7 separate regions of the Mus musculus genome follow, and regions 2, 3, 4, 5, 6 and 7 are each linked to region 1. A link is a loop called in an ENCODE intact Hi-C map of the cell type or tissue named here. Cell type or tissue: left cerebral cortex. All regions are shown on one strand. Links, peaks and the distances in the headings refer to the core of each region. The heading gives the core; the rest is flanking DNA. Region 1 holds the start of Uspl1 (ubiquitin specific peptidase like 1). Region 2 holds the start of Hmgb1 (high mobility group box 1). Region 3 overlaps Gm15411 (a long non-coding RNA gene). Region 4 holds the start of Katnal1 (katanin p60 subunit A-like 1). Region 5 has its middle 3.4 kb from the start of Gm36405. Region 6 holds the start of Gm15408 (predicted gene 15408). Region 7 holds the start of Hsph1 (heat shock 105kDa/110kDa protein 1).

Region 1 (4,323 bases), core at 114-4,113:
GCTTCTGTCATTCTGCATTCATTCTCAGAAGAGAAACCTGCAGACTCCTAAAAAGGGTGTTGAGAAAACTTTTTATCTGCCTGAGGGTCTAGGTAACTGTGTGGAATAAGGTTCTTTCTCAATATGGAGGTAAAAATGAGAAACCTTCAAGTCTGCTTTCCTGTCAATAAAGAAGTCAAGGCATATTCGAGCATGGTGGTTGATGCACGCCTTTAAGCCTTTTAATTCCATTGCACAGATCTCTCTCAATAGAACTACTGCAGATTTCTGTGAGTTTCAAGCCAGCCTGTTTCACACAGTGAATTCCAAGCCAGGAAGGTTTATATAGTGAGACCCTGTCTATGGAAGGAAGGAAAGGAGAGGGAGGGAAGGAGAGAAGGAGGGAGGAGACCCATTAAGATGGTAGTAGAAACACTAAACAATATTAAGAAATTCCCCCTCCCCAAAGAATATTCAAGTTTTAAAATACCAGAAGTAGACTCTTGGGGTTTTTCAAGCACTGTATTATACACAAAACCCCGGGGTGGGTCTCAAATTTCAATTTGTCTAGGAATAAATTACCTTCATTATCTTTTCTCCAAGTGTAACTGCTAGCTCCTCCCTGTACAGTATCTAAATTTTGGCATCTTTTGGGTTTCCAAATACAGACTAGAAAGTTTGTGCCGTCTACTCACTCTCATCTCCCATGTTTGCACAGTAGGCGCCATCTAAACTCGTGAACGAGGCTTTGGAAATGTTTCGAACTTGTCTCTCTTTCCATTCATATCACTGTCAAAATGACAGCTCCGCTTCAAACCACCTATTTAATCCAATCTGATTGTAGGAAGTCCGCCCAAACAGCTCAGTACATCCTAAAGATTATGACATGAGCTTATTTCAAGGAGAACAACCAAGGTTTTCCAGTGTTCATCTCCGGCACTTTTCCTCTTACCTACGCCCACCACCGAGCCCCCACCTTCAACGTAGGTAAGTCGCATTCCGGAGACCTTAATGGGAGATATCAGCCCAGAATAGATCCATTTAGCAGCCAATCACGAGAGGGATTTAAATTTAATTCACTGCATGTGTAGAAACTATTACAGGTATTCAAAGGGCCTGGAACCCTTCGGAGCTTTATCTCTCGGCTCTGCATATGAATTTTCAAGGCCAGCAGACTTAAGCCCCAGCGAAGGGATAGGCTTTACAGAGCCCAATACTGCTTGGTACCCAGTCCAGCTTCCCGAATTTGAGACGGATGGGTCCACGCGAACTGAGCTTCAAAAGCCTACCAAGGAAGTCCAAGAGGCGCGGCGTTCCGTTACCCAGCCCATCTCCACGCTCTTCGTGGGGCGGGCACAAACTCTGGTTTCTCTTCAGCGTTTACCTCTTTGAGCCTAACCGGAACCTGAAGACCCAGCCTGCACCTCCATCCTCCACCTTGCCCACCACAACCTCGTTCCTACCCCATCTTTTCAGCGCGCCAACGACCCACCCCGGGCACTCCAGCCGTCCCAATTTCTACTTCCCGAGGGAACTACTGTCTTCCTTACCCTCCCGAAGTACGCTCCTTCTTCGCATACAGTGGACCCGAACTCCTCTTCCAGCTTGAGGTCCCCACCATCTAACCGTAACGTTCAACCCACGTTCCCTCGGACGGCTCCTCCCCCACAGCCCTCTCCGCCAGGAAAGCAACTTCCGCCTGCGAGTCCGCCGCCCAAGAGCTACCCCACAAACACTTTCCTGCGGCAGGCAGCCCTGCTTGAGAGCACGCGGGCAGGGCCGGGGAAGGGGAAGACCAGAGCACTTCCGGCAGGGCTCCGCAGAGGCGTGGCTTGCCCGCCCAGCAGGCGCAGGCGCAGTGGGAACTGCGGCGACAGGGCGGGGCCCCTCGCTACAGAGCCTGCAAAGTGTGAGTCGGGAGGACGGGGGAGGGGGAGGGGGAGGGAGCTGGAGGGGGTGGGGCAGGCTTGGTTCTGGAAGCTGCTGGAAAGCGCTGGAGTGGCGGAGGTGACGCCAGAGGCTAGGGGGCGGGGCGTGATTAAAATTAGTGCGCGGCCTTCAGCGGAGGGATTACGCGGCAGAGGAAGGAGAGGTCGCTGGGCGGCTGCCTGCCTGGCGCGCAGGCGCAGTGATGGGCCTCCCTGGCGGGCCGTCATGGCGGACGCCACGACGGGCTCCCATAGTTGGTTCTTTTCGGCCCGCGCGCCACCACCCTACGTGTTCACAAACGGTTACCACACACGGAGCTGCCCCTCCCTTCTTCCCCAAACCCATCCTTGGAGGCCACTTTTTCTTTCTTCCCTCTCTGATCTGCTCACGGTAAGGGGGGTAGCGAAAGACGAGCACTTGACCCGGGGTGGCACTGAGCAGCCGACCCGCGCATCTCAGCAGCCGCCCTGCCTCCTTGAACTTCAGAGAGGGGAGAGCTCAGTTGCTAAGTTTTAAGAACTGCCTTCGTAGAAAGGTCATGTGGTGTCAGGGAGGTCATGACTGATCGCGTCCATGAGGACATCCTATTCTTGGAGTCCTTTGCATAGACTGTTTCCGTGGCCTGGGACTACAATTTGGGATTTTTTCTGGACCTTACAGGAATCATGACTGGCATTTTGGATTGCGGTCCTGTAGGGTTTCATTAGTGGTCTTAAACGACCATGTTCTGGCAGAATACTGATAATTTTGGTAGCGTGCAATGGGGGAAACAAGTCCGCTGTAGGAAGAAATTATTCAATAAAAGAATTTCAGTTTGTGGTACTTAGGAATGGAAATCGCTGAGCGTTCCAACAGAGACTTTGTTAGGGTTTTTTTTCTCCTCTCTCATGACGAAAATAGACTGGTTAGGTTTTGCTTTTTTTTAATTTTATTTATCTTTGCATTTACACTACATACTGTACTGGTATATTTGTTGTAAGATCAAACAAGTAAGATTTCTTTTTGTATGGATTATGAGGTTTTTGAGAAAGTATTTCTTCCTGAGAGAGTAGCCAAGATTAATAGGATTGTTTTCTTATTCAACATGCTATTTCCATTTTTAGAGTGGAGTACACTTCCCCTCCCAATAAACACTTGCTGAATGTCAGCTCATAAATTGAATGATCTAGTTGGTTCAGTTAAAATGTAACCCGACTTTTGAGGTGTAAAGCAACATCCACAAACAACTAGAATAAAAATAAAAATGGATTATTGCTGTCTTTAATGAAAAATTTATTAAAACAAAATTTTTGGCCAGAAAAACTTAATAGTGACAAACAAAATGAAGATGGAATATGGCGGGTCGGGGAGGGGGGGGGAGAAAATTCCCAATTTACTTCAGGTTAATAATAGTCCCCAGCTGAGAAGATACCATGTACTTCTGTGTATTCTTTCCACAGTATGCAGAGTGCCTGTTTTTATATACATTGGTCCCATAGAGAGTATAGTTAACCTCAGTAAACTAAAGTAGGTTTATCTATTTCCACTTAGAAATTCATATTCAATAAATGGAAGCTTTTATTTAACTAATAATTAATTAAGCTGCAATAGGAATACAGTGCTCTGCAGATCATTTTGTGAGCTCTTGTTCTTTTTTTCTGTTGTATTCCTTAACTGAAAACAAACCTTTAGCACCAACCTGGGATATAAATGCTACCTCTAAGCCAGGTATGGTGGACACCTCTGTAAGCCCAGCACTCAGGAGGACCTTGGGTGGAAGCCAGCTTGGGCTATATAACAAATGAGTGCTTAGAGTTGAGACTTGTCCTAAAATCAAACCCTGCGGTGGTTGTGTATTCTGGTCTCATTGACAATTTACTGGACTGCAGAAACGACTTCCATCAGTAAGTTATTCTCCCTGCAGTAATGAGGGCCTGAACTGGAAGCCCCAGCACTTTGATAAAGCTTGGCCCAACTGTATGCATCTGTTATCCCAGGCTGGGGGAGGTGCAGATCTGTGGATCCCAGGGGCTCACTAGCCACTCAGCCTGGCTGAATCTGTGAGCCCCAGATTCAGTTAGAGACCCTGTCTCAAAAAGTAAGCCGAGAGAAAGGAAGACCGTTAGCATCCACCTCTGTCCTTCACCTGTGCACCATGTACCCGGGCAGCCTGACTTTCCAGAGTACAGTCTATAATCCCTTTACTAAATCTTATCTTCAGAAAGCTGGAAAAACCAAAAGCTCTTTGGTAGTAAAAACTGGTGCAAACCAATGAGATACGTGAGCTTTCTCCTGTGTATTTCATTGAAACAACATTAATAGGTTTGATTGCTGTGTGCTGCTGTTGGCCGCTGGCATAAGGGGTTTTCTATAATGGTTGAGTTTATAACTTCCCTCCTCTTTGTTTTGCCAGTACTGGGAAATGAATCCGGACAT
Region 2 (4,323 bases), core at 324-4,323, 130 kb after region 1:
GGATGTTTTGACTTGGATCAAGTGCATTTTGGAGGAATTCTTTGTTTCTTAGTTGAGAAGTGTATAGGAGCCAGGATTTTAAAAAAAAAAAATGGGGGACATTTGTTTTGAAGTGAAGAGAGGTGCTGTGCTCACCAGAAAGAAAGAGCTGTTAGATTCATCAAAGATTGATGGAAGCCTGTGGCCTTTAGAGCCAGCCTGGCTATTTTTCTCTGCATACCTAAGAATGATCAGCCAACTTGAAGAGCAGGAAAAAGCATGGCCTGTGGGTTTGGGCCCAAGCACTCTCCGACTGCTTCTAATCCCTCAGGTAACAGTAGCCCTAAATGTCTGGTAACCCTAGAGCAGGTACATGTATGCACTAAGTGGTGTGATCGGAGGCAAGATAGCAATCACAAAGATTCATTTGATTCTAACAGTAATCCACACCGAGTCACAGAAAACAGCGTCTGTGTGTGTGTGTGTGTGTGTGTGTGTGTGTGTATGTGTGTGTATGGGGGTGGGGCAATGAGGTCTTTAAAGAACTTGCTAATTCTAGCTGGGCCCCCCCCCAAACATTTTCTGAGAACAGCCAGTATCAAACCCCAGTGGCTGTGCATTAATTCCCTGGTATAAGGCTTTGGTGTCCGGGAAGTTCAAAACAGTGCTTTGTGTCTCACCAAAAGGAAAAAAAAAAAAAAAGTTCGAGAAGTACTGGGGGAAACCCGAGCAAACCCAGAAGAAGGGGTGCAACTGGACGCCTGCTGGCGGGTGCAGACTAGGCTTCTGGGCAGGGTGGGCACGTTAGGCGGGCAGTCCCGGGGAGGGGTGTCTTGTGGTGGGCTGCAGCAGCACGGCCGTCCCGGAGCCCGCAGAGGCCCCCGTGTTTGGGCCACAGGCCCCCCCGAGCAGTCACCCCACTCGGGGAGGCATCCCCAAGCACGGGCCGCACATCCCAACGGCTCGGGGCGGGAGCGTGGAGCGGGAGGGGGGGCGGGCCTGCGGGGAGGCGCCCGGGCCTGGGGACGCAGCCGTGGCTGCGGCGGAGCCGGGCCCTGGCCGCGCGCGCCGCGGCTCGGGCGTGGGGCTGGCTCGGGGCAGGCGCAGGCACAGAGACACCATAGAGCTCCGCTTTCCCGTAGCAGCTGCTGCCTCTGCCGCTGCCTCTCCCGCCTCAGCCTCTCGGCCCGGCACACACACACACATTCAGATTTGCGCGCTGTTTCAATCCTCGGTGACGTGTCCTCGCAGACAGCCAATGGCGCGCGGGCTCTGGTCAGGACAATGGGAGGGAACGGGCCAATGAACGGGCCTGGTGAGTTGGCGGTAGCCAATAGGAGGCGCGCTGGCTGGAGAGTAATGTTACAGAGCGGAGAGAGTGAGGAGGCTGCGTCTGGCTCCCGCTCTCACAGCCATTGCAGTACATTGAGCTCCATAGAGACAGCGCCGGGGCAAGCGCGAGCCGGACGGGCACTGGGCGACTCTGTGCCTCGCGGAGGGTGAGTGCGGGGCGGCGCGGCGGCGGGGAGAGCGCCTCGGGTAGCCTGGTCGCCTGCGCGGCGGCCGGATCCCCGCGGCCCGGAGCCGGCGGGTCAGGCTCCACACAAAGGCAAATGAGGGGGGACCGTGGGGGGAACTGCGCACGGAGCGAGGCTCCGCCGGCCGCTGCCGCGAACGCTGCCCCGCGCCGTGCCGCGCCGAGCGGAGCCGAGCCGAGTCGCGGGGCCTCAGGCGGCCGCCACTTCACACCCGCGGCGCCGTCCGCGCTTCACTGGCGCAAAAAAAAAAAAATTTTTTTTTTGTTTTGTGTCTGCCTGTGTGTGTGTTCGTGTTCCGGATTATTTAAAAAAAATTTTTTTTCCCCAAAACGTGTTTGTGGCCCCCAGGGCCGAGCGTTTCGGGCAGGCGGCGTGCGCGGAGCGAGCGAGCCGGCGGGCAGCGGCGCTTCCCCGCTGTATGGGCGGCCGCGGCGGGGAGCGCGGGGCGGCGGGCGGGGCGCCGCTGCGGGCGAGGGCGGCCGCGGGTGGGCCGGGGGCGGCCGTGCGGGGCGGCTCGGGCCGGGTGAGGCGGCGGGCGAGCGGGGCGGCCGTGTGGGGGGGAGCGGCGCCGCTGCGCTCGCTGGAACATGGCTGACTCGGCCGGGCGCTGCTGGCTGGAGAGAAAACAAGGCGGGCGGGCGGGCGGGGGAAGCTGGGCGCAGCAGTTCTGAGGCAACTTTTTTTTTTCCCCCCCTCTCTCCTCTCGCTCCCCTCTCTTCCTCTCCTCTCTCTCTCTCTCAGTCTCTCTCTCTCCCCGGCCCCGCGTTCTCCGTGCGGGGGCGGCGGGGCGCGCGGAGGGAGACGGCGCGGGGGCCGCGGGGGGAGGGGAGCCGCGCGCCCCCCGCCCCTCCCCCGCCGCCATGGCGAGTGCGCCAGCGCCCCGCCCGCCCGCCGCGCGCCTCGGTCTCCTCGCACACTCACACACACATACACACACACACACACTCACACGCGCGCACACACAAAGGGAAGGAGCCATATTCTCGCTCGCGCTCGCCCTCGCGGCGGCGGCGCAGGCGGGGAAGACGCGCAGCGGCCATTCCGTGCGCCCGGCCCTGGCGGCCGCGGGCGGAGCCAGCCCCCATTTCGAGCGGCGGGGCTTCTTCTCTCCTTGCTCCGGGGCCCGACAAAATGGGGGCGGCGGCGGCGCGAGCCTGCGTGCGGCCTTCCGGGCGCACGTGGCGGCCTCGGGCCCGCCCGGAGCCGCAGCCCCCCTCAACCTCGGGCCAAGTTGGGAGGGCGGAGAATCAATCCTGCCCGCGCGCGCGCCAGGGCACCCCAACTTTTCACGGGCCCGGTTTGGGAGACAAACAAACAAAAAAAAAGACAAAAAAAAAAAAAAAGAAGAGAGCGTGCCCGACACCCCCGTGGTGGCGGAGGAGGCGGCGGCAGGAGTGGCTTTTGTCCCTCATCCTTGTTTACTCGGAGAAACTTCAGACCGGACGTGTTTAGTCAGAGCAGAAACGCATCTCGGGGCCAAAGCGATAGGAAACTGCGGCCTCTCCGGGCCCCGGCCCAGCGCCGCCTCCGCCCGCCCGCCCGAGCAAAGTTTGATGCGAACACGGCGTGCTCTAAGAGCTGGGTAAACTTTAGGTGCACGAGGGGCACTTATTGTTTTTGCTTTTCGTCCCCTCCCCCTGCTCTCCTAGGCCTGTAATTCTCTTAAGGTCTACTGGATCATTCCTTGTACCCTGCAAAATTCACTAATGGACAGGGTGGATTTTTCTATCTTTTTTTTTTTTTTTAATGTTTGTTTTGTTGGTTTAAACAATTTGAAAAAAAGATTTAGACATGGTTTCAACGAGCAGTTAGGCATACAGAACAGACACTGACAGCGAATGCTTGAGTGTACCTGTGCCTACTCTTGAGATCACACTTTGAAGACCGTTTTTTTTCCCCCCTCTTCCCTGTGTCCTATGCCCTCATCTCTGTGGCTTAACCGCTTCTAGGAATTGGCTATGGTTTGCAGTGTTCTGCCTAGCTTTTATGGGAGATTGTCGTCATCATTGTGTTAAATAACACAAACTTTGGTTTGTCATGCCACCCTGAGCAGTTTGAAGCTTGTCTGTTTCACAGTTTTCGTTACTAACGTCTAATGCTTTATTTTAGAAAATCAACTAAACATGGGCAAAGGAGATCCTAAAAAGCCGAGAGGCAAAATGTCCTCATATGCATTCTTTGTGCAAACTTGCCGGGAGGAGCACAAGAAGAAGCACCCGGATGCTTCTGTCAACTTCTCAGAGTTCTCCAAGAAGTGCTCAGAGAGGTGGAAGGTAAGAGGGCTTTAGAGATGCTGAGTGCCTCTGAGTTGTAAATTAGGATGAACGGGCTGGGTGTTCTCCTTACTATATGACTATTAAAGTGCTTTAGGCTGGCATATTGAACATCTCTATGTCAAGTTTACAAATAATTCTTTCTAGACCATGTCTGCTAAAGAAAAGGGGAAATTTGAAGATATGGCAAAGGCTGACAAGGCTCGTTATGAAAGAGAAATGAAAACCTACATCCCCCCCAAAGGGGAGACCAAAAAGAAGTTCAAGGACCCCAATGCACCCAAGAGGCCTCCGTGAGTATGAGCTTATGAGCTTTTATTTTGAGTTGTTTAGAGTAGGTAGGAATTGATTGAGCCACGTCGAGTGCCTAGTGTTTGGTTTCTTAGCTGAGAATGGCTTGGGTCGTGTATTTGAGGGGTCAATGTAACTTAAGATAGGTGGTATTATTAGTGAAGGCATTTGAACTGAGAAACTCACTCCTTTGCACAGTATATCACTACGATTTTTGGTTCTTTTTGTATCTTTAGAAATTG
Region 3 (4,323 bases), core at 145-4,144, 220 kb after region 1:
CCCTTTCCTCTCTCAGACTTTCTTCTCTGACCACTTTTTCCCTCTCTTCCCTTCCCCCCACCCCACGCTCTCCCTATGTTCCCGAAAGCAGCTTCTTCTCTTCCTCTTCCTCTTCCTCTTCCTCTTTCTCTCTTTCTCTCCTCACCTTCCCTTCTACCTCCCCCTCTCCCCCTCCTCTCTCTCTCTCTCTCTCTCTCTCTTTCTCTCTCTCTCTCTCTCTCTCTGCCTCTACTTCCCTCTCAATCCCAATTCCCATGTTCCCACATAAACTCTATTCTATACTAGACCCGTCGTATGGATGGTACCTTGGGGGAAGGGATGTCTCAGCGATGGGCCCACCGAGGCACCCCTCCCATGGGACCATACCGAGCTTTACAAAACATACCCTTGGCTTTACAAAATGTATCAGTACCCACCCTACACTCTTGAGCCATATCTTCAGAATTCTAAAGCAGAATTCTTGCCTTTCCTTTCTCAACGTTATAACCACCTTTTCCTGCTGAAACCCACGAACGCACAGACACGCTTCTGAGAATTGTGGGTTTCATCTGCCGCGAAGGTCCGCGCAAACAGCTGAGCTGCCTTTCCAGCCCAAAGGTTCTGGCCTGGCTTCCCAAAGCCTCTAGCTAGATCTGGCATGTGGGACCCGAGTGAAAATAGGTGCAGTAAAGAAACCAAAATAGTCATTCAGTGGGTGAAAATTGGGAGAAGTTTATTCCAAACTGCAGAGGCCACCTCCTGGGAAAGCAAGGAGAAGCAACAGGGGAAAGAAGACTGGCAGGGTTAGATGGGACCGGGAGGAAGGGGTTTGTGAGCTGGGCTGGGGATCCTCAGAGACTAGTAGCATTCATCAATAAGAACCATAGTCATGTGTTAATGAAGGGCCACAGATTCCTATTGCCAGAGATAAGGAGAGTGATTCCCCTTCTAGCAAGTAGGAACTTTCTGCAAGCCCCTAAAGGAATGGGGGCTTTTGTTTAAATGGGAAGAGGTCTTCCTTGGGGGAACCTGTGGTACCTATTTTGTTGGGTGCAGAGACATAGCATGGGACACAAGAAAAAAGCACAAAATTGGAAATGCTGAAACCTTTTGAGCTTGTATGAGAGAGGCCACAAGCGGAAAGTTCCAAGCCTGATGACACGGGGACAGGGCACAGTCAATACTCAGGCATGCTGAACATACCGTGTAAACTTATTTCAGGCTATGCATAGGAAACAAACAGATGTGGTATTTGGACTTGGGTGCTCTTTGCAGGATGAGCTCATTATGTACAAGGAAACGGTCTCAAACTGGGGAGATTCTTAAACTCCAAACAGTCTCGTCCCACGCATTAGATGGGAGATGCCCTCTGCCAGAATCCACCAAAATGAGCACCAAAGAGCCTTCTGTCTATTCTTTTCCCCCCTCAAGGTGCTGGGGATTGGATGCAGGGTCTTGTGTTCGCTAGAAAAGCACTCTCTCTGCCCTGCAGCTGAATTCTTGGCCTTGTGTGTCTGACCAAATACAATTTACATAGCTGTTTTCAAAAGAACAGGCCCCAGTCCTGGTCCTACTTCCTGCACCGAATTCTTTCCTTCTTTAGGGGCCTTTTTATAAGGTGGAAATAGCCCTTATACCTGCATTATGGCTTATTGTGAATATTAAATAAGACCATGTGGGTCAAAAGTGCTTAGTAAATGATAAAAGCCGGCACGGGTGGGTGGTTCCTGTTGCCTTTCTTTTTATCTGCCCGCCTTCTGGAGCAGATTATAGGGCTGGTATGTGCTGTGGGTTTTGCCTCGAGACTTCCCTTGGAGAGCAGTGTTTATCTATTTTAAGGAGACCCTAGAGATAGCAGGCTGCTGCAGAAAAGCAAATGGAATATGGATTTACCAGAAAGAGGAGGGCCGGCTGTAAGGGAACAGCTGTGGAGAGAGTTATCAATCCGGCTCGGCACCAGACGGGTGCCAAGAGGGAGTTGCTAAATGCCTGGGAGAGAATCGTGACCAGAGAGAGCAGCGAGTTAAAAAAGAAAAGAAAAAAAAAAAAAAGAGTCATATCCTGCCAAGCAAACTGGGTCATATTCCTGATGGAGTTAGTCACCGAGCAGAACTGAGCTGGGAAGGAGGTTTCAGGGCAGAAAGAACGGCATAGTGACTCAGCTGGCAGCTGGAGAGGCCTCCTGGCTCTTGAGCAAAGACCCCTCGTGTGGCTGGCATGTAGCATCTTGTGGTATTTTGGATTTGAACTTGATTTTTTTTTTCTTTTTAACCCCTAAAGGAGATTACCAAACATGATTTTTTTCCCCCACTTGGAATAGTTGAGCGTTTGCACACAGGCTAGAGCGTGCTCGCGCACAAGCGTGGGCACACACACACACACACAGGCACCATTTCAAAGACATACATCTTAAGAGAGGAGATAAATTAAATCAAGATGGAAGAGCAGGAAGGCCATCCTGGAACTTTTCTCTGGAATTCGAGTGGGAAGGGACAGCAGCCAATCTTACTGCTTAGAAACCTTTAAGGTCACCGGCCCGTCCTGCGAAGACGGATCCTGTAAAACGACTGGAGGGTTCCGAAATCAAAGTTTAATTTGTGAGTCACTAGGATGAAGTTAAAGCAGCGGGTTAGCTAACAGGAAGAAGTACTCTTCAGGAGAAGGCTCATGGGTGGAATCTCGATTTTGTTCTCATTATAAAAATTTTTGGTGCTTTCTGCTACATATCTCTGCCAAGAAATGCGATATGTTGGGAAAGGAGAGGAAATGTATTCTACATCTCGATGCTGCGACTATAAAAAGCTGTTTCAACGACAGAAATTCGTCGGGGCTCTGTCAGGGTTGTAAATGAGGGGTTTACACTAGCCAATCAGGGTGAGAAAAAAAACACCAAAAACTTAAAGCAGTGTCTATATTTGTCCTATATATATCTCCATTATCTCTGTCTTTTTTTCCCCCTGCCAGATTCCCTCTGTTGTAAGTCCCCTTCCCTAGGAGCTGTCCTCACCGGAGCTTGACAGAGCCGAGCTTGAGTTCTGAGAGCAAGGTAGTATGACACTAAGACACTAAGAAGAGAGAAGTGAATTTCTTGTTACTTGCTCTTCCATCTTTTCTGCACCTCAGCACTCAGTGGCCCTCATTCTTGGTTTGTATCTTGTAAGCACATGGGGTCTGAGACTGGGCCATCTGCAGGGTGGCTTGCCTTTGGTGCCCACTTATTACTCAACTCCCCTTTCCTCCCAGGCCTTTAGGTACATCTGAAAAAGTAGCCTGCCCCCCAGTGTCTCTCAGGCTGTAACTCCTGAGGGGATGGGGTCTATTTTCTATCTCTTGGCTTTGGACTGACAGAGTTAGACCTAACTTCAGCTCCATCATTTAGTAGCAAATTGGGTATAACCTTGTGAATGGAGAGTTCTTTACTTTGAAGGCTGTGGTTAGCTTCTGTTTTGAGACAGACTATGTATGTAGCCCAGCCTGGCCTTAAAGTCACAGTAATCAATCACCCTGCCTCAGCCTCCTGGGCGCCAAGGTTACAGAAGTTATGTCACCATGCCTGGCTACCCACCACAATAGTGTTTTGTCATTGTTTTCTTTAAAGATTTAGTTTATCATCACCCCATGTCTCTCCATGTGTATGCCATTCATGTGGGTCCTCTGGAAGCCAGAGGAGGGTGTGGGATCCTCTGGGGCTGGAGTTCCAGGTGGGTTCAGGTCACTCAATGTGCATACTGGGAACCAAACGCAGGCCCTCTAGAAGAGCAAGCTCTCTTGACTTCTGGGCCATCTCTCCAGCCCTTTAGCAGTTTGTGTGGGAAACTGATGAAACCTCGGTGGCAAGTTAGTCAGATTAGCTGTCAACAAGTGTGACGGTTTGCATATACTTTGTGCAAGGAGTGTCACTATTAGAAGGTGTGGCCCTGTTGGAGTAGGTGTGTCACTGTGGGTGTGGCCTTTAAGACCCTCATCCTAGCTGCCTGGTATTCTGCTAGCAGCCTTCAGATGAAGATGTTGAACTCTCAGCTCCTCCTTCACCATGCCTGCCTGGATGATGCCATGTTCCTGCCTTGATGATACTGGACTGAACCTCTGAACCTGTAAGCCAGCCCCAGTTAAATGTTGTCCTTATAAGACTTGCCTCGGTCATGGTGTCTGTTCACAGCAGTAAAACCCTAAAACAAGAAACAGATAGGAATGAAGAAAAGAGACTTGGGCTCTCCAAAGGCTTGCCCCGTGGTCTTGTACAGAGCCTGTGTTAGATTGTTAGCAGTCTCTGGCTCACAGTGAGTTCTTTTTTTGGATGCAACTGAAATGGACTAACTTAATCATAAAGGAATTTTCTAGAAA
Region 4 (4,323 bases), core at 82-4,081, 260 kb after region 1:
TGGGACTCAATTTGTAGACCAGTCTGGCTGCTGCCTCCCAACTGCCAGGAATAAAGGCACTGACACAGTGCCCACCTTCCCTAATTTAATTTCCTAAGGCATCACACTACTTTTGAAGTATATTTACACACAACAAAATGTACAAATCATAACTGTTCTATTCCATGAGTTCTGACAGCTACAGACACTTCCCTGACCTAAACCTTTAGCGAAATATAGCACTTTTTTTTTTTTTCCCCTGAGACAGGGTTTCTCTGTGTAGCCCTGGCTGTCCTGGAACTCACTCTGTAGACCAGGCTGGCCTCGAACTCAGAAATCCGCCTGCCTCTGCCTCCCAAGTGCTGGGATGAAAGGTGTGAGCCACCCCTGTCCGGCGATATAGCACTTTTTAATCGGTACAGGACAATTTCCCCATCGGCCAATCCACCTTCAACTGCTAGTCAAATATTTTGACCTTTTTTTTTTTTTTTTTTTTTTTTTTTTTTTGGTTTTTCGAGACAGGGTTTCTCTGTATAGCCCTGGCTGTCCTGGAACTCACTTTGTAGACCAGGCTGGCCTCGAACTCAGAGATCCACCTGCCTCTGCCTCCCGAGTGCTGGGATTAAAGGCATGCGCCACCACGCCCGGCTTATATTTTGACTTTTATCACGATTGGATTAACTAGTATCTGAAAGCTACCGTGTGAGGTGCCAGACTTTTATTCTGTTTTATCATAAAAGTTTCTCTCAGGAACAGAGATAGTTCCATTTTGCAGACTAAAACGTTCAGAGCAGGTAGGTAAGGTGCCTCGGGTCATCGGCTACCAACCAGTTAGCCAAGGAGCTGTGTTAGAAGGCCAGGTTGTTAATCCAGGCCCATAGTACACTGAAGAGTGCACAAACCTCTGCATAAGACCCATTATAGCTTCGAATTCAATAGGTGGGGAGCAGTGCCATTTACGAGTTCCAGAGTCCAGAATCCTCCTGTAGGCTGTGTGCACACGCTATCTAAGCAATGGCTCGTTCTCACTCCACTCCCTGGAGGATGGCGGGAGGGGGCTGCGAGCAGCCTCCAATCCACAGAGCTGGCTCAGCAAGGTCGCCTCCTTAGAAGCCGCTCTCTGTCGCTGCACACGTCCCGCCCCGATGCCGGCCGGTGCAGCACGCCCCACCTAGGGTCTCGGGTTCCTCATCCTGTGGGGTGAGGGCTCCGTGTTCGCCACACTCGCCTCTGAGCATCCTTCCCTACTGCCCCCTTTCCCAACGCTGACTCAGCCCCACGCCCTCTCCGCAGCACTGCCGCAGCTGCCATGGCAACCGTGAGCCACCGCCTCTTCGCGCCGGCCGCGAACTAACGGACTCCGGGCGGGCGGCGGCTAACGGCGCCCCGCCTCGCCCCTCCCCGTTCCTTGACAGCCCTGACCTGCAGGATCTAAGTGGTGAGCCCGAGGGGCCGGGCTTGACAGGGAGAGCCGGGTTGCGGAGCCCAGGCGGGCAGCCCCAGTCCGCAAGACCTCGGCCGCCGGCAACAGGCCGCTCCCCCGGAGGAGAAGCGGGAGAGCCACGCAGAATGTAGCACCAGTCGCAGGGTATCATGGGTCTTGTAGTTCGGTGGCTCATCAGGCTCGCCGCCTTGGCTGGGTGATTCGGGCCGAGAACTACAAAGCCCAGCGGTCCGGAGCGCGGCGACAGACTGATAAATTGGGAGCTACTCAGATGGTGTTAAAGTGACTCTTTGTCTGCAGGGGGCTCCGGGGTGGTCGCTGGATTGGGCGCTGTGCGTCGGGCGGGGGTAGCGCAGGTGAGCCTCATTGCTGCGCTCCAGCCCCGCAGCCTCTGCACTCGCGGCCCCGCTCCATCGCCACCGCGCGGGGCCTGGGCCTCCTAGGGTGCTGCCTCTTGGTGCAGAACCGTATGTATGGCGCAAGGTCGATGCGAGACCCGACAAAGCCTTCACTAAAAGGCCTTTGCCTTTCCCTGTGAATCTCTAGGTATTTCTGCTTATTTTTCAAGTACCTCAGAGCTTTTGGCATATAAAATCCATTCATTAGCGTGTGTTCAGAGGACAGTAATATTTAAAAGGACAAGTGTGAAAGCTGATGAAGGATATTACTGTTATTTGGTGATGTCTGAATACATATACATATATATATGTTGCATGTTAGCTATTGAGGTTGAATGTCATGGAGTAATTAATGCCCCCTTCCGGCTCCACTCTTCACTTACTACCTAAATGTTGCCCACACATATTTTGGTTCTTTGAAGACTAGTTAAACTTTCAATGGCTAGTTAATTTTTGCCTTTTTCTGGAGAGTGTCTTTAGCATTTGTTTCTTTTTTCCCCAAGCACTTCCTAGAACGCACACACGAAGCTGATGGGTCTGGAGTATTTTGGGGAGGTCATAAATAACGAACTTGGTTTTATTGACTGATGAGATTTCTTAGTGGGTTTTGATGTGCTGCGATCTCACACACTTGTCTATTTCATTAAGCTTTGTTTGGTCTTTCACTCCCTTGGAAGTTTCTGTTGCTAGCTCTCCTTCATTTCTGACTTTCTCCTCTAGCCAACTTTACTAGAAATGTATTTTATTGAACTTTCTGAACAATCTCCTTTTGACTACACTGAAGTGTTCTGTATTCTGTTTCTATTTTTTAAAAATACCTGATTGATTTATGCACATTTTTCTTTGTTTTAGAGACCAGGCTTCACTGTGTAGTTTTGGCTAGCTAGAACTCACTGTGTAAACCAGGCTGTCCTGGAGCTCACCTGTCTGTCTCAGGATGCTGATATTAAGCATGGCTCAGGATGATTTCCTCTTTTTATTATGTGTAGTGAGAATTTTGGTGTTTTTTTTAAACATGGAATTTACATAGAAATATAAAAATTGTTTTTGTTTTAATCCCAGGTTTGGGATATTGGGCTGCTTCAGATTGTCCACAGCGGTTGACTGCGATTTGCCTCATGCTGTACAAGGGATGTGATTTTTGCCAACAGCCAGATAGTTTCCGTGACTGTGTGATGTTTGGAATTCTGGGGACTTTTCAGAGGGCATATAAATGCTAAGACTCCAAGAGGTGGGGTTGGTTCTTGATCACCACTTGTTAAGTAATTGTTCCTACGTAAAGAAGAAACAACAACAAGAAATTAGATATCCTGATGGCAAAGATGGAACTTGCCCCAAGAAACTTGACACCCCTAATCAGTAGGAAGTAGTCCTGGTGAGGCCCTTCGACCCCAGCCACTGGCTTGCTTACTCTGTACCACACGTATGAGGTTTGGTAGCCTGAAGCCAGCAGACTGTACGAGCATACCTTGCTTCTCAACTATAGTTCTCTGTACCTCTAGATGGTTTTATAATTTCAGGAATGTCTTTATATTTCATAAAGAAAACTCCCAGAGATGGAAGAGCTGACCAATCACGCAGACCCAAACTCAACCATCCACTTTTCGTGCTTCTCCAGGTCTGCTGCTGAGACAGACTTGGCGATTTTCTTAAGAGCCAACTCCAAGTCCCCTCAGGTGACAGGCATCTGTCCTTGGAGTTCCTCCTTGGACAGGGCCTGGATCTCTTCTGGTCTTAATCCATTGATGTGATGTCTCATTCTGTATCTCTGGAGTCACAGGCAGAGACGTCAGCAGCCATTCCTGCACCTCTTCTCACCACTTCCATTACTACAGAGTTACCACAGACATTCTATCACAAAGTTACCACAGACATTGGGAGGACTGGGTTCTGTGTGATTTCGAGATGCCACTTAGAATTCTCTCCTTCAGTTACATCCTGACGTTTCAGAAGAGGTTCAAAACCTATGCAGGAGCTGGAGAGAGAGTTCAGTTGGAATAGTGCTGGGTATGGAAGCCTGAAGACCAGGGGTTCAATTCCCATTTCTCCCCCCACCCTCCCAAATGCTGGGTATACTGGCATATGCTTGTCATCCTAGCTCTGGGGAGGTGAAAACAGAAATCCCTTGGGGGCCTGGTGGTCAGCTAGCCTAGCCTACTTGGCAAGCATAAGGACATTGAGAGACCTTGTCTCCAAAACCAGGGTGAGGTCAAGGATGGTGGTACACACATTTAGTCCAGTATCCAGAAGGTAGAAGCAGGGCGACTTCTATGAGTTTTGCAAATGTGTGACACTTGGAATTCTGGATAATCTTCAGAGGCTGTGGTGGTTTGAATAAACTTGTCCCACGGGAAAAGGCACTGTTAGGAGGTGTGGCCTTGTTGGAGTGGGAGTGGCCTTGTTAGAGGAAGCCTGTCACTGTGTAGGCAGGCATCAAGGTCCTATGTTTAGGCTCCACCCAGAGCAGAAGAGCCCTTCTTCCTAGTTGCCCATGAAACAGTC
Region 5 (4,323 bases), core at 195-4,194, 370 kb after region 1:
TGATGAGGAGACACCCCTTCCCCACTCCAGGAGGCTCCGAGGATTGCTGGCTGCACTGTGCAGCCAGCTATTCTCCCTAACAAGTGCTTACAGCCAATCCTTCCCTGAGAATGACATCGGTTACATTCTGTTACATTGTAGAGGTAATGAGAAATGGGTGGTAGTCCCAGCCTGAATCTTTTTCTGAATCCAGATATATGCTAGATACTGTAACAAATTACCTGAGGCTAGACGCTTTATGAAGAAAAGATGTTTGTTTTGGCTCATAGATGGGGTAGGGTGATGAAGTTCAAGATCAGGGTCTGGTCAGTTTCTAATGAGGGTTTCAGAGACTGGATATTCACTGCAGACAAGGGAAGCAAGTGGGGGAGAAAGACCAAGTGGAGGCGCCATGTTTATTTTGTAACATGAAACTCTAGTTTCATGAGACCTGCCTTACTCCCTCAAAGATGGATGCTAGTCCCCAAGACTGCTATGGCCCCATGACCTATTCACTTCCTACAAGGCCCTATCTCTTCAAGGTCGTCAATACCAGGACACCACGAACTAACTTCCAGAAGGTGAACCATTGGGAGAGACGTTTCATCCAAAGCTGGGGGATCCACTTTAAAATCTCATGTGCTTCCTGTTCCCCAACAGCCTTCAGCGACAGCCCCTGCATCCTCTGACAATCCTTGACTGAGTCACTGATGGTGGTGGCTGTAAAATACAATCCCTTCACTTTTCATAGACCTGTGGGCATTTAAAAGTCCAGCTCATTATCAGCTACTGACTGGTAGATGGTCTGTAGGTCAGTCTCAGCCCCTCTGAGCTGGTGTCTCCACATTTCTGACACATCCCACTTAATTCCTGCATCACCTGCTTTTTGAAACAACAGAATGTTCAGGGCTCACTGTGATGGTTTGTATAAGTTCGGCCCAGGGAGTGGCACTATTAGAAGGTATGGTCCTATTGGAGTAGGTGTGTCACTGTGGGTGTGAGCTTTAAGACCCTCACCCTAGCTGCCTGGAAGCCAATATTCTTCTAGCAGCCTTCAGAAGAAGATGTAGAACTCTCAGCAGTTCCTGCACCATGCCCGCCTGGATGCTGCCATGTTCCTGCCTTGATAATAATGGACTGAATCTCTGAACCTGAAAGCCAGCCTCAATTAAATGTTGTCCTTGTAAGAGTAGCCTTGGTCATGGTGTCTGTTCACAGCAGTAAAACCCTAACCCTGTGTTTATCTTATCCCAGAGTCAAACACGCTCGGACATCTTTTGGTGAGAAGGACAGATCAAAAACAAACATGAGGCCTGAGGGCCCTTGGGAATCAAACAAGGCAAACAGCTTCGTTGTGGGATACAGTCGGAACTTCTGCTTCTCTTTCTGGCCTTCACATTGTCTCCTACAAAGTGGTGGCCCTCAAGGTCCTCACAGGATTCATTCACTGCTGTCCCAGCTTCTGCCATCCCCTGGCTGGGGCAGAGACAGGGAAAACACAGCATCTGAGGGTCTGGAAGTGGCTTGGACTTATGTCCACTTTGCCTTGTTGCTGAATAAGGCTTTGGTTTCTCTGTGTGCCAGGGGTGGGGCGGGGCGGGGGCAGTGGCAGCTCAGGAGGGGGATTGGGAGCACATGTCCTAGACTGTCCAGAGGCCTGAGGTGAGGGAAGTTTCTCTGGCTTGTAGGGCTGGAATTAGCAGATGAAGTTTCTAGAAGATATTTTACCAACTCACTAAAATTCCGAAGCCTGTTACTTCTAAAAAAAAAAAAAAAAAGGCTGTCAGGGTATTTACCCACTTCCCAGGGTCTTTAGAGGAGACGTCAGGAGCCGGCATATCCAGTGTTTGGCACGGGTCCTGATCTGGTGGACGCTGTGTGAAAATGCCATCTGGGTTTGTGGTTGCTTTACGGAGGGAGGGGTCTGGGGAAAAGAAGGAAGAGAGCCGGTTGACATAGCTGTCATTTGCTGGCTCGACATCTCCTAACCAGGTCAGCCCTTCCACAACTGAACAACGGCTTTTAAAAATTTAATTACTTTTTAATGAAGTTGAAGGGAGACTTTGGAGCCAGCTACCTGGCACCTTCGTGAGATGAATTGGTGTCACAGCGGGAGAGATGGATGAGTGAGGAGATGAGGTTTCGCTGAGCACAGAAGGCTGTGGAGGGGAGGGAAGGCAGGAGGCTTGCCTACAGGGAGCTAGCTAGAGCCCACATCCCTTGGAGGTTACAGGTGTCCCGGGCTTCAGTAGATAGAGTCCAGCAACAACAGGGTTGGTCCTCTGACTCAAAGGTTACCCAGTCAATGCTGATTTAGTGAGTCTTGTATTTGTAGGCTTTATATTGCTATGATGGAAGACCTGAGGCTCCTAACTTAGAAAGAGAAAGGGTTATTTTGGCTTATGGTTCTGGAGATTCGTGTGTAAGACCAGGAGCTGGAGAGCACAGTGTAGCATGTCAGCGGCATGTAGCAAAACAAAATGTAAGTCATAAGCCAGGAAGGAGAGAGAGGAAAAGAGGGTGGGGAGAGGGAGAGGGGAGAGAAGAGGAGACGAGGTCCTATAACTACCATTAAAGAAAGGTTCACCTCTAACGACCTAATCCCCACTTGAATCCAGCTCTTGAAGTTTTCAGTCCAACCAACAGCGCCACCTAGAGGCCAAGAGTTTATACTGTAGGGCTTAGGGGGAAATGGTCCAATCCAGAGCCTCTCAGGTCTCTTAAGTCATCTTGGGTGGCTCTTCTCCGAAGGTCACTCCCAACATCTGATCTCGTGTGATTCTAGGGCGTCCGCTTGCTCTCCGGAGGCGTGTGGCAGACCGAGGGAGGCTACCTGGAACTGGCAGCAGCGTCTCCCTGGAAGCAGGCAGCCTCAGTCCCTCGCGGAGGGTATCAGGAGGATCCTCCCCCATCTAGGATGAGCAGAGTGCCTGTCTGAGGACAGAGGGTCACAGGGGTGCAGCTCTGGGTACCTTCCTTTGTCTCTGCCCCCCTCAGCCCTCCTTCACACCAAAAGATCTGATCCATCTCAAGGGTCTTGAAGTCACAGCGTCACTTCCTCCGTGCTGCCCTCCAACGTGGGCCATGTACGTTGTCACTGGACACTGAACCTGTGGGTTGGCTTGCCTCCTGGCCCTCCGTGGCCTGTTCTGCAGCAGCCTTCTCAAGGACTGTTGGGTTGCAATGCTTGCCCAGCTTCGGACCAACCCCGCCTGTGATTTTGTTGGACTGGTGGCCTGGATGGTCTGCTGTGGATGCTCTAAGACTCGTGCTTTCTGGGTGGTTATCCGAGTGGCTTAGGAGCAGCTCAGAATTGCTTCCCTGGAAGGGTCATCCAGCTTCCACAACTGCCCGGCCTCGCCCTGCCCGACCTGCCCCACCTGAGCCAATCTAATCTTGGAGTCAGCCTGGCCTAGGGTAGCATTCTTTTTGCCCCTGGGCTGTTTTTACTGACTCCCACCCTCTGTGCTTTCTCATCCCTGGGGGCGTGGGCATCTCTTTTTGTAGCCCAGGCTGGTCCCAATTTCAAGACCCTCTTGCTTCAGCATCTTTAGTGTGAGAAACAAGACCCCTCACTCTGTAATAATAAATTTGAGAGAGTAGGAACACAAAAACAGTCTCTATTTTACAATTCTGCAGAAATGAATATCAGCCAAGCAATGAACGGCTGGCACATCAGTTTGATACAAAGGGTACCCCCCCCCCCCAAGCCTCTGATTGCAAAAGAATTCCTCCCCCTAGGCTGGTACTCCAGAGAGTTGTAACCTTCAAATTCCTGTAGCATGGCTCCCTCCCCAAATTCCCCATCCTATTAGTTCAGGAGTCAAAGCCTTACTTAAGGTATTTTTATTAAATGTATCCTTATTAAATGTATTCTTATTTAATGTATCCTTATTTGATGTATCCTGGAGCCTAAGAGCCCCTCCTTTTCTGACCTTGGGCTCAGCCATGCAGCCGACTTTTAAGCCCAAGGATGAACTGAGGGCACCCGGACAGGCAGCTTCCAGCCACTGGCCAGGGAAGTCAGGTGCTGAGTGCCTCCTGCAAATCTGTAGTTCTCTGATCAGCCCTAAATACTTGAATGGGCACCGGGGTTCTGGTGTCATGCTGACTTGCCATGCTGGTTTGGTGTGTTTCCCACCAGCTGGATTCATCTTGTCCCTTGCTTGCTGTGTTGGTCAGTTTTCTGTCGCTGACAAAACACTGAGAAAGTCAGCTGATACAGAAGGAAAGGTTTGCGAGAGCTTGTGCCCATTTGGTCCTTGTCCCACTTTGCTTTCTGTTGCTGAGATAAACACAGGGGCCGGAAGCAACTTGGGGGAAGGAAGTCATTTATTTCTTTTG
Region 6 (4,323 bases), core at 185-4,184, 180 kb after region 1:
AACGCTAATGTCTAAGAATAGCCCCAAATCGATTCACCATTACAAAAGTATTTCAGGACTGTAGAGATGGTTCAGGGGTCAAGAGCACTACCAAAGCAACTTACTGAAGAAAGCTTATTTGGCTTATGGTTCTAGGAGGAGAGGCCATAATGGTGAGGGAAGCCTGGAGGGGGGATTGATCAACACACAAACACACACACACACACACACACACACACACACACACACACATGTCAGCCAGGTACTCTCAAACTGTAGAATCAGCAGGAGACTGAGAGATCATATGTTCCATAGCAAATGTGGAACAAACAGAGCAAACACGAATTGAAGCAAGTCTATAAACGCTGAAAGCCCCTCTACCCTCAGTGACAAACGTCCTCCAGAAAAAGTGCCACAGCCTCAGACAGAGCCACCTATCGGGGTCCCAGTGCTCAAACACAGTAGCCTGTGGGGGACATTTCTCATTCAAACTACCACACATGCTAAAAGTCAGTGGCTGATATAAAGAGAATATTATATCATCTATTTAAAAGTTGCGCAGCCTGAGGTCCGGGAGGGTCTTACTGTGTATGGTCGCCAGGCTGATTTGGAACTGGTGACCTTCCCGCCCGGATTTCAGGAATATGCCATCATACCCAGCTCTAAATTCCTTTAAGAGACAGGAACAATTTAACAAGTTTAATATGATAGGGTTTAATAGATTACTATTAAACCATCCCAATGCATTTGTTTAGGGGGGCAATGATGGGGCAAGAACAGCGAGGACCTTGCCACCCCAAGGCAGCTACCTGGTTTCTAGAAGCTTCCGGATCCAAGCAGGGACAACATGGCTTTGCAATCCTCCTGCCCCAGCCTCTGGCAGGGGTGGGGTTACAGATGTGTAGTAGGATAGAGTTTTTTCAATGAGACAGAACTCTTTTCTTTTTGGAAAGGGTACTAACAAAAACACAGTTCAGAGAACATCCAATACAGGGCTTTGTATGCTTTTAAAACATTTATTTATTTGTTTATTGTATGTGTATGTGTAGCTTGTGTGTATGTGTGTGTGTGTAGCTTGTGTGTATGTGTGTGTGTGTAGCTCAGAGGACACAGCTTGTAGGATTAAGTTCTCTCTTTTTACCCTGTGGGTTCGCGTCATTAGGTTTGGCAGGAAACACCTTTACCTGTGGAGCCAGAGCTGTCTTGCTGGCCTGTATTGTTTTGTTTATCAGATAAAACAGGTAGAGATAAGAGTGCTTATGAAGAACTCTTTTTCCCCATCTAGACAAAAGGGGCCAAACACCAACCTTGAGAGGAGCTAGGCAGCTTTTAGCTCTCATCCCTACCTGCTCCAAACAGGCCAAGAGCCGAGATACCCAAAGTGCGTTATGGGAATTTGTGACAATCTCTCTGTCTTCATGATTAGATTTTTGCAGGCTACAAACCCCAGATGTTGGAACCACATGTTCTGTTAGCCTAGTGAGGAAAAAAAAAAAGTCTTTCCTGGAATTCTGAATTTTTAAAACATTTTAAAAATACAAAGAAAAAAAAAACCAACCCCCAAACCACACACACCAGTCCGAAACCAAGCAACAGATAACTAAAACCTGGGCTACATAGGACCCTAGTTCCTAACTTCAGCCAGAATCTAGGATACAGTTTCACAGAAGGGAATTTAACTATATAGTAGACAGTGGTTCCTAGGAGCAGTCCAGGGATGGGTTTGTGTGGAAATAGGCTCAGTGCTCAGGGGTTGGAATGTCTCTATCACTTCTGTCCCTGGGTATCACTTAAGTACTTAGGGTGAGTTCCAGTCTCACCCTAGACACCTGCTTCCCTCGTATGCACTGCGATGGGTGGGGTTAATCCTACCAGACCAACATTAGGTTAGCATATACTTGCTTGCTTACGGGTTCGTCTGCTTTGGGAGCCAAGGTCTTAAAGACTCATTGTGTCTACTGTATCCCCAGCACACGGGGTGGCTAACTCAGTCCTCAGCAAGGATTTTAAAACTCACTGTTAAGGAAGGAAGAGGGTTTAAAGAAATGCAAAGCCCCTCTTACCTAGAGACAAAGATCCTTGCTTGGTTTGAGAGCTGGGGGCTTTCTTCCCTTGAGTTTTCAAGCACTGGACACCAGAAATCCTGTTGCTGCCTTAAAAAATCCCTCACTGCTATTGAGGTCAGAGTGACCCGGACAGGACCTGGAGTTCCTGCTCACCCACTCAATCACTCCTGCAGGGCCTGACACCCAGTAAATGACCTGTACGTATTTGCTTTAAGAAAAAAAAGCACCCCACCCCCACCCCACCCGCGAAACAAGAGCCAGGGTGTTCGTAGGCCAGGAAATCCGTTCCTCTGCCTGCGTCCCAGCCTTTTCCAAGCGCCTCCATTTGCTGAACTCACAGTGGATTCAGAGGCCAGGAAAGCGACACCTGCCGGCGGATGGCCGAAGTGCGGCTCACCCGAGCCGGCTTCCTGCAAGCCAGACAGAAACTGGCCCTGGGCCAGGGCGCCTGCACGTGGTTTGCCTGTGCAAGCCAGTTCTTGATTCGGCTGCAATGGGCACAGCACGGTCTCCTTCTTTGAAAGATCTTCCAAAACTTCTCCACCAGGCATGTCTAGGGGAGCCCCCAGGTCTTCTGGCTTTGGCCCTGGGTAACATCTTTAGTCAGCCTGCACCCCTCCCCCCATGCCTACTGTTAAAAGGGTCTGGTGTGCCGTCTCTATATACCGCTCAGTGAATTCATTAATTTTAGCTCTACTAAATGAGTGGAGTCCCCTTTCCTGGCTCATTAGATCCTTCCCTGTGCTTTCTGTTTTGACTTGTAATAGCAGAGAACACAAGCTTGTTCCTCCGCCATCGCTGGTCGTTTTTTTTAAAAGGTTCCCAGTCAGCAGGATTGTTCGCTGAAAAGCTAGTGTGTGGTAGCAGTGCCGTTCACAGAGGCTACTACAATTCAGCACAAACACATCACATATAATTTACTACTTGCCTGGGCGAATGCGGGTCTAGCCTCAGCTTTATAATTACCCACTTTCATTGTCACCCAGGGCTGGAAGAGCAGCTCCCTTAAGGCTGGGAGACACCGGCCATCTATCTAGAGCTGCTGGTTTGGGGCTTGTCCCTTTAAGGAAGGAAGAGATTTGCGTTCTTGCAAGGCTGGCAAATGAGCAGGTTCTTCTAGCAGGGACGTTAAGGTGCCACCTACTGTCTAGGTGGATGGGTAGGATAGCCTGGGCTATTCTCTGCAGGTCAGAAAGTAAGTGGAGAGCCAGAAGTTAGTATGTGGGCTGTTGTTCTTCTCCCAGCTGCTGGGAACTTGTTAGAAGTGGGGATATCAAGGCACTGATGGGAAGACCATTGACTCTGCACTGAGCTTGCGTCTGCTCAGTAGGTCCCGCCCTTCTAAAGGCTAAGTGTGAAACCCAGGGAGTTCCTGCAGGTGGTTCTGATGTTCTGTCAAACGTGACAAGGGGCTGGGTGTAGCTTAGTGGTACCGGACAGCTGGAGAGGCAACCAGCAGGGCTGGGGGGTATTCCTATAATCCCAGCATTCAGGAAGCTGAGGCAGGAGGATCGAAAGTTCAAGGCCAGCCTGGGCTCCATTGTTAGACCCTGTCTCAAACATCTGAAACCCCAAAGAGATAAGTTTGCTAGCCTGTGAATTAGAGAAGGAAGCAGGGGGACTAGTGGGCAGACTCCAGGGAAAAGCTGGGCTGAAGCAGGAGAGTGTACCGTCACCGCACCTGGGTGTAGAGAAGGGGAACCAGCTTGTGTAAGAGTGTGCTAAGTATACGCTATCTGTGCCACACTGAGTGCCAAAGTACAAAAACCACAATTAACTTAACGAGCTTAATTAGCTTTATTTTAGGTGCTGTGAGTGAGTTTAATGTGACTACAGGTAGGACATCCACAGATGGAGGGATCGAGTGAAGCCACTAGAAGTCAAAGCAAGAAGGTGTGGAGAGGACGTCCCCTCCCCCCACCTCCCCCTCCCCCTACTCCGTGGAGGGAAGAGGAAAAACGAGAGCAGTGTCTGGGTTCCAGTTCACTGGGGACGTCTGTGTGCCGAGAGGAGGAGAGACAGCTGGGGAAGTCAGGCAACCTGGGCGGAGAGGAAGAAAGAAAACCCTGTGTAGCATCACTGAGGCAGAGCGGCAAGACATTCCAGTAAGAGGAGTAGGGGAGAGCCGTCCTGAACTGTGCTTCAAACCAGCTGCCACCCAAACCTGGCTGAGAAAGCAGGCTCTGTTGTTTGTTTGTTTGTTTGGGGTTTTTGTTTTGTTTTGTTTTGGTTTGGTTCTTTTTCGAGAGAGGGTTTCTCTGTGTAGCCCTGGCTGTCC
Region 7 (4,323 bases), core at 324-4,323, 450 kb before region 1:
TCTCCGCAGTTTATTTATATAAACATATAAAGTATGGGAAGCAAATCAAATAATTTAGAGGTCATCTTTGTTTAAAAAAAAAAGCTATGATTCTAGTAATTTTTAAAAAGTTTTTGGCTGGAGAGATGGCTCAGTGGTTAAGAGCACCGATTGTTCTTCCGAAGGTCCTCAGTTCAAATCCCAACAACCACATGGGAAAAAAAAAAAAAAAAAAAAAAAAAAAACTAAAGGGAAAACTGGTCAACCTCATATTCTGCTGGGTGGTGGTGGCCCACGCCTTTAATCCCAGCACTTGGGAGGCAGAGGCAAGCAGATTTCTGAGTTCGAGGCCAGCCTGGTCTACAAAGTGAGTTCCAGGACAGCCAGGGTTACACAGAGAAACCCTGTCTCGAAAAAACCAAAAAAAAAAAAAAAAAAAAAAAGAGTTTTCATATACTTAAAAAAAAGCCGGGGTGGTGGAGGTTTCAGAGACACAAAATGAAAAGAATGCCAACAAACATATTTCAAATTTAAAAACGCAGCTGCTCTGGGATAGCGTTGGTTCTTCTCCCATTTTAAATAGTTATGCTAGCAGGTGAAATAACTTAAGTGGCAAGCCGATCAATCACCACGAATAAAACTTACTCTGCAATTTGTATAGAAAGCTCCCATTTAAGCAACCCCACTTGTCCTACGGGAAGAGGCATACTTCAGGAGTTAGTTTTTAACCCTGGGCCCCAACTCTTCATTCAATTACACACTTATTTAGCAGCGCACGTTTTAATTGTGCATATTTCCATATTCTAGAGGGTACACACGGGGTTTTCAGGCAAACTTTGACGTTTTTTTTAACGGTACATAAGAATTGAAAGCAGGAGCCAGCAGCATCCACCTCTGCTTTCTCTTCATGGAACCTAAGCTTACTTTCCAAGGAAAGAAAATGAAAGGTTAGATTAAACAAGGAATAAACCATACACCCATTTATTAAACCATATTATTAGCCATTACATTAAATCATAACCTTATGGTTAGGAGTGGCAGGGTTAAACAAAGTCGGCTTAAACTAGTATCCAAAATATGCAAAACCCTGTCGGCAAAACACCAGCAGCTTCCCAAATTGCATAGCAATCAAAAGTTTTCATTTAAGAAGAAGAAGAAGAAGAAGAAGAAGAAGAAGAAGAAGAAGAAGAAGAAGAAGAAGAAGAAGAAGAAGAAGAAGAAGAAGAAGAAAACCCTTCTGTGTTTTATTCTGCAACAATCTTGCCAGCGGACAAATGTCTACAAAATATAAACCGCGTTTGCGGCTTATCCTGACGCCCCTAAATCGCAATCCATTAGCTGTTGAAAAAACAAGCAAGAACGGAACACAGAACAAAGCATACACCAGAGAAAGAGCGCGAATCGGCAGCAGCCAGCTGGGCCTCTTTTTACTGAGCCCTTAAGACAAAGCAGGATCGTGGCACGCACCACGGGCTGGACTACATATCCTAGCATGCAAAGCACCGAGGCCTCACCACTGGACTGCGTTTCCCAGCATGCAAGGCGCTAGGGTCTCCCGGCCAGACTACGCTTCCCGACATGCTCTCTGCCAACAGCAAGTTCGTGACCGGAGAGGCCTGGGGTCCCGGAGTAGTGTGTTCTTTCTCCGTCCTTTCAATAGTTTTTCGGCGTCGGGAGCCGGACACTGCCACCGGAGTCACCACTTAAGCGACAGAAGTTCCCGACCGGTTATTCACTGGAGTCAACTGGAACGAAAACTGCCCCTCAGGCTGGGGAGGGCGGGATGGAGGCCGGGCAAGCTCGGTCAGTTTTAGCCAATGGCGCCCGAGCAGCTGCCCTGTCACCATGGCAACTCAGGCCGCCCGCGGAGGGACCAGCAGTCCATTGGGTAGAATCTTTCTCGAAGGCTCGAGAAGAAGGAAGCGGAAGTGGCACGTGGAGGCGCCGGTGAGTAAAATGCTGCAGATTCTGGAAAGTTCTCCTCAGTAGGCTACATAAGGCTGAGCGATTGGGACCTCCCCTTTTGGATTGGTAGCTGAGCGGCGGCGGCTGCGTGAGAGAGGCGGGCGGCGGAGAGCGGTGGCAGAGACTGAGCGCAGTCTTGCAGGGTAAGCCGGAGGCATCTTCCCGACTGGTCGGGAGCAGGACGAGCACGCAGCGGACCCGAGGCGGAGGCGGACCGGGCCAGCCATGTCGGTGGTTGGGCTAGACGTAGGCTCACAGAGCTGCTACATTGCGGTGGCGCGGGCCGGGGGCATCGAGACCATCGCCAACGAGTTCAGCGACCGCTGCACCCCGTAAGTAGGAGCCTGGGTGGCCGGGGAGGGCTGGAGCTCGCTGCTTCCCGAGGGAGATGGTGGGTCCGGGGATTCCGGGAACCGTGACACCCCGCGACCACCTGGTCCCGCTGGCCTTCCAGGCTCGCCCCCGACTCCCCACTCAGCTTCTTCAAGCTGGCACCGGCTCCCACCTCAGCTAGGATCTCGGCAGAGCCTGGGCAACAGAGCCTTTTCCTCCGCATGGTGAATCTCCAAATGACCTAGAAGGTTCCAGAGCCTGTGCGCCGCTGCTTGCCTAGGGAGCGAGCGGACTGTTGTTAGCGACCACAGAAACACGCTATGGTGGAGGAATCCTCCGTCTCTGCGTCTCATCTACTCCTGATTTGTTAATATTGCCCTAGTGCCCCAATCGCCTTTTGGAAGCGTCCTTTTTAAAGCTCATTGTGAAAAACGTCCGTGAGAGTTTCCAGACCCAGAGTTCGTTTATTTTAACACCATTTAGAGTAAGCAGTACAAATTTAACATTGTTGTTGCTTAACACACTGCTGTGCAAAAAATTCAGTGGGGAAGATGGATTTTTTTGCTTCGGAATTAAATATTCTGCAGCAACGTGGGTGGGTAAACGGAAGCATGGTAAAAAGCAACTTTTTGAGGGGGTTAGTTTCTGAAGGTTACATATTAGAGGCAGTTAGACCTGCGTGTGCCTTCACCGACAACAGCTGTATGCTTTTTAAGGCAATCATTATAGGGCTTTTTCCCCCCATGTGCAAAGTCCAAGATAATAAATGTTAAACATCGAACCCAAAGGTAAAATCATTCCGACCTTATTAGAGGAACATTTATGAGTGAATAGGAGGAAGAAAGCCTTGCTAGGAACTTACTTTCTAAGCATGGGCTCCCTCTCTCACAAAGCCATGGTGCTCTGTGATTCGGCAATTAGTAGGAAGGCTGCCAGTCCTTCTTGCCCCCATCCTGTATGCTAAGCGCTTCTTCCTCTCTCTGCCTAAAAAGAGACAAAAGGTGTGTAGAGGAGAACAGGGAGAGCTGCTTGGGTAGCTGTGTTGCTGACCAGAATTTTTGACTGAGGTGGTTTTTTTACCCTTGGCCAAACTATGCGGTTGAAAATGGAGTTGGCTACTGATTTCTATTACAGTTGTTTGGCATGGAAAATGAGACAATCCAGTCTTACAAGTGTCTAGTCCCTCTGAGCTCAGAATCACGGGGCGTGTAGATTGAACCTTACAAGAGTACCTGCTTAGAGCGGCTAGGTCCGAGCTGTTTTTGTTACAGCAAACTTGAATGTCCTCAGTAGAGTGCCAGTTTACTCATCTCGGTCACCCATGTAGGAGGAACTGAACCCAAATTAGATTTGGATTACTAACGCTCGCCCTGTGGATTACTCTCTAATCCAAAGCCTTACTCACCGCCTCCTCCACACTCTCCATCTTGTCTCTGTTCTGGTTCTATGTATCCCCTTTCCTCTGAGAAAGCTGTCTCTCTTCATCTTGTCAAAGCAGGTGCAGTGTGAAGGCTTGGCCTCTCCTTTTCCTCAGCGTTTGTACTCCAGTCAGCAGTAACTTTGTTTCTCTTATCATCTTTATTTGACCTTACAGAGAATCTTCCAGATGGCAACCTACCTCATCCATTTCCTTTAAACTCTACAGGCATATCATAGACCTCTTAGGGTTACATAAAAACTTTTAAAAATTCTAAAGCAGATGATATATCGGGACAGAAATAAGTGTGCAGTGAAATTTAGGATTGTAGGAGGCTGATGACAGGTAGAGTTCTGTTTACTTTTGGTTGTGCATAATGCCAAGTTCCCTATCCTTTGTGACCTGGTGACTCTGTATTAGCACCCCAGGTATTGGGAGAGGGCACTCAAGCTGCACACAGATTATCAGATATTCCTTATATGTGTGAACAGGGCTGATACTTGGGCTGAATTGTCAGAGGTGTGATTTTAAATAGAAATACCTGCCGCTGAAAACTGCGGGCTGTGCTTTACTTATGTGGGAATTTCCTCTTGTCACCTTAGAAACGGCCGCATGTGTGCTTTTTTTTG

Evidence for each region. Peaks named below come from ENCODE experiments on the same cell type or tissue, not always from the same donor. Only the 100,000 strongest peaks of a DNase experiment are listed, where the experiment ranks them.
Region 2: a loop joins it to region 1, with 8 times the contacts of the local background. A loop is called at or near these places in 21 of 42 quality-filtered maps.
Region 3: it touches region 1 in a loop (12-fold over the local background); 2 of 42 quality-filtered maps call a loop at or near these places.
Region 4: it touches region 1 in a loop (7-fold over the local background); 7 of 42 quality-filtered maps call a loop at or near these places.
Region 5: it touches region 1 in a loop (4-fold over the local background); 4 of 42 quality-filtered maps call a loop at or near these places.
Region 6: it touches region 1 in a loop (7-fold over the local background); 5 of 42 quality-filtered maps call a loop at or near these places.
Region 7: a loop joins it to region 1, with 11 times the contacts of the local background. A loop is called at or near these places in 3 of 42 quality-filtered maps.

Annotation. Positions count from the first base shown.
Region 1 is chr5:149,182,013-149,186,335 of GRCm38, reverse strand. It overlaps Uspl1 (ubiquitin specific peptidase like 1), which reads right to left and starts at 1,776. Exons shown (of 9, transcript NM_001115149.1): 1 at 1,530-1,776. It overlaps Mm2pr (macrophage M2 polarization regulator), which reads left to right and starts at 4,300. Exons shown (of 3, transcript NR_015478.2): 1 at 4,300-4,323. In left cerebral cortex, for the core only: no CTCF peak of the experiment used is centred there; DNase peaks (open chromatin) are centred at 1,339 and 1,864; H3K4me3 peaks cover 2,668 bases; H3K27ac peaks cover 1,941 bases.
Region 2 is chr5:149,050,055-149,054,377 of GRCm38, reverse strand. Hmgb1 (high mobility group box 1) reads left to right here and starts at 1,321. Exons shown (of 5, transcript NM_010439.4): 1 at 1,321-1,478; 2 at 3,627-3,790; 3 at 3,938-4,083. The coding sequence starts at 3,641. In left cerebral cortex, for the core only: CTCF peaks have their summits at 1,283 and 2,568; DNase peaks (open chromatin) are centred at 2,177, 2,534, 2,991, 3,454 and 1 more place; H3K4me3 peaks cover 2,335 bases; H3K27ac peaks cover 2,374 bases.
Region 3 is chr5:148,963,644-148,967,966 of GRCm38, reverse strand. All of the region lies in intron 4 of Gm15411 (a long non-coding RNA gene), which reads left to right. Among named protein-coding and RNA genes, the nearest start is that of Gm52833, 10 kb to the right of the region's middle. In left cerebral cortex, for the core only: a CTCF peak has its summit at 2,171; DNase peaks (open chromatin) are centred at 1,370, 1,968, 2,757, 3,544 and 1 more place; H3K27ac peaks cover 3,777 bases.
Region 4 is chr5:148,925,982-148,930,304 of GRCm38, reverse strand. It overlaps Katnal1 (katanin p60 subunit A-like 1), which reads left to right and starts at 1,658. Exons shown (of 11, transcript NM_153572.2): 1 at 1,658-1,779. Gm36446 (a long non-coding RNA gene) reads right to left here and starts at 1,493. Exons shown (of 2, transcript XR_377236.1): 1 at 1,402-1,493; 2 at 683-1,172. In left cerebral cortex, for the core only: no CTCF peak of the experiment used is centred there; DNase peaks (open chromatin) are centred at 1,312, 1,590 and 2,140; H3K4me3 peaks cover 2,193 bases; H3K27ac peaks cover 1,591 bases.
Region 5 is chr5:148,810,560-148,814,882 of GRCm38, reverse strand. No RefSeq gene overlaps it. Among named protein-coding and RNA genes, the nearest start is that of Gm36405, 3.4 kb to the right of the region's middle. In left cerebral cortex, for the core only: a CTCF peak has its summit at 2,629 (motif pointing left); DNase peaks (open chromatin) are centred at 2,232 and 2,642.
Region 6 is chr5:149,005,018-149,009,340 of GRCm38, reverse strand. All of the region lies in intron 1 of Gm15411 (a long non-coding RNA gene), which reads left to right. It overlaps Gm15408 (predicted gene 15408), which reads right to left and starts at 2,379. Exons shown (of 4, transcript NR_040429.1): 1 at 2,043-2,379; 2 at 1,326-1,455. In left cerebral cortex, for the core only: a CTCF peak has its summit at 2,422; DNase peaks (open chromatin) are centred at 2,440 and 3,055; H3K4me3 peaks cover 1,246 bases; H3K27ac peaks cover 1,457 bases.
Region 7 is chr5:149,633,923-149,638,245 of GRCm38, reverse strand. It overlaps Hsph1 (heat shock 105kDa/110kDa protein 1), which reads left to right and starts at 1,931. Exons shown (of 18, transcript NM_013559.2): 1 at 1,931-2,276. The coding sequence starts at 2,170. In left cerebral cortex, for the core only: no CTCF peak of the experiment used is centred there; DNase peaks (open chromatin) are centred at 1,888, 2,418, 2,820, 3,626 and 1 more place; H3K4me3 peaks cover 3,249 bases; H3K27ac peaks cover 1,813 bases.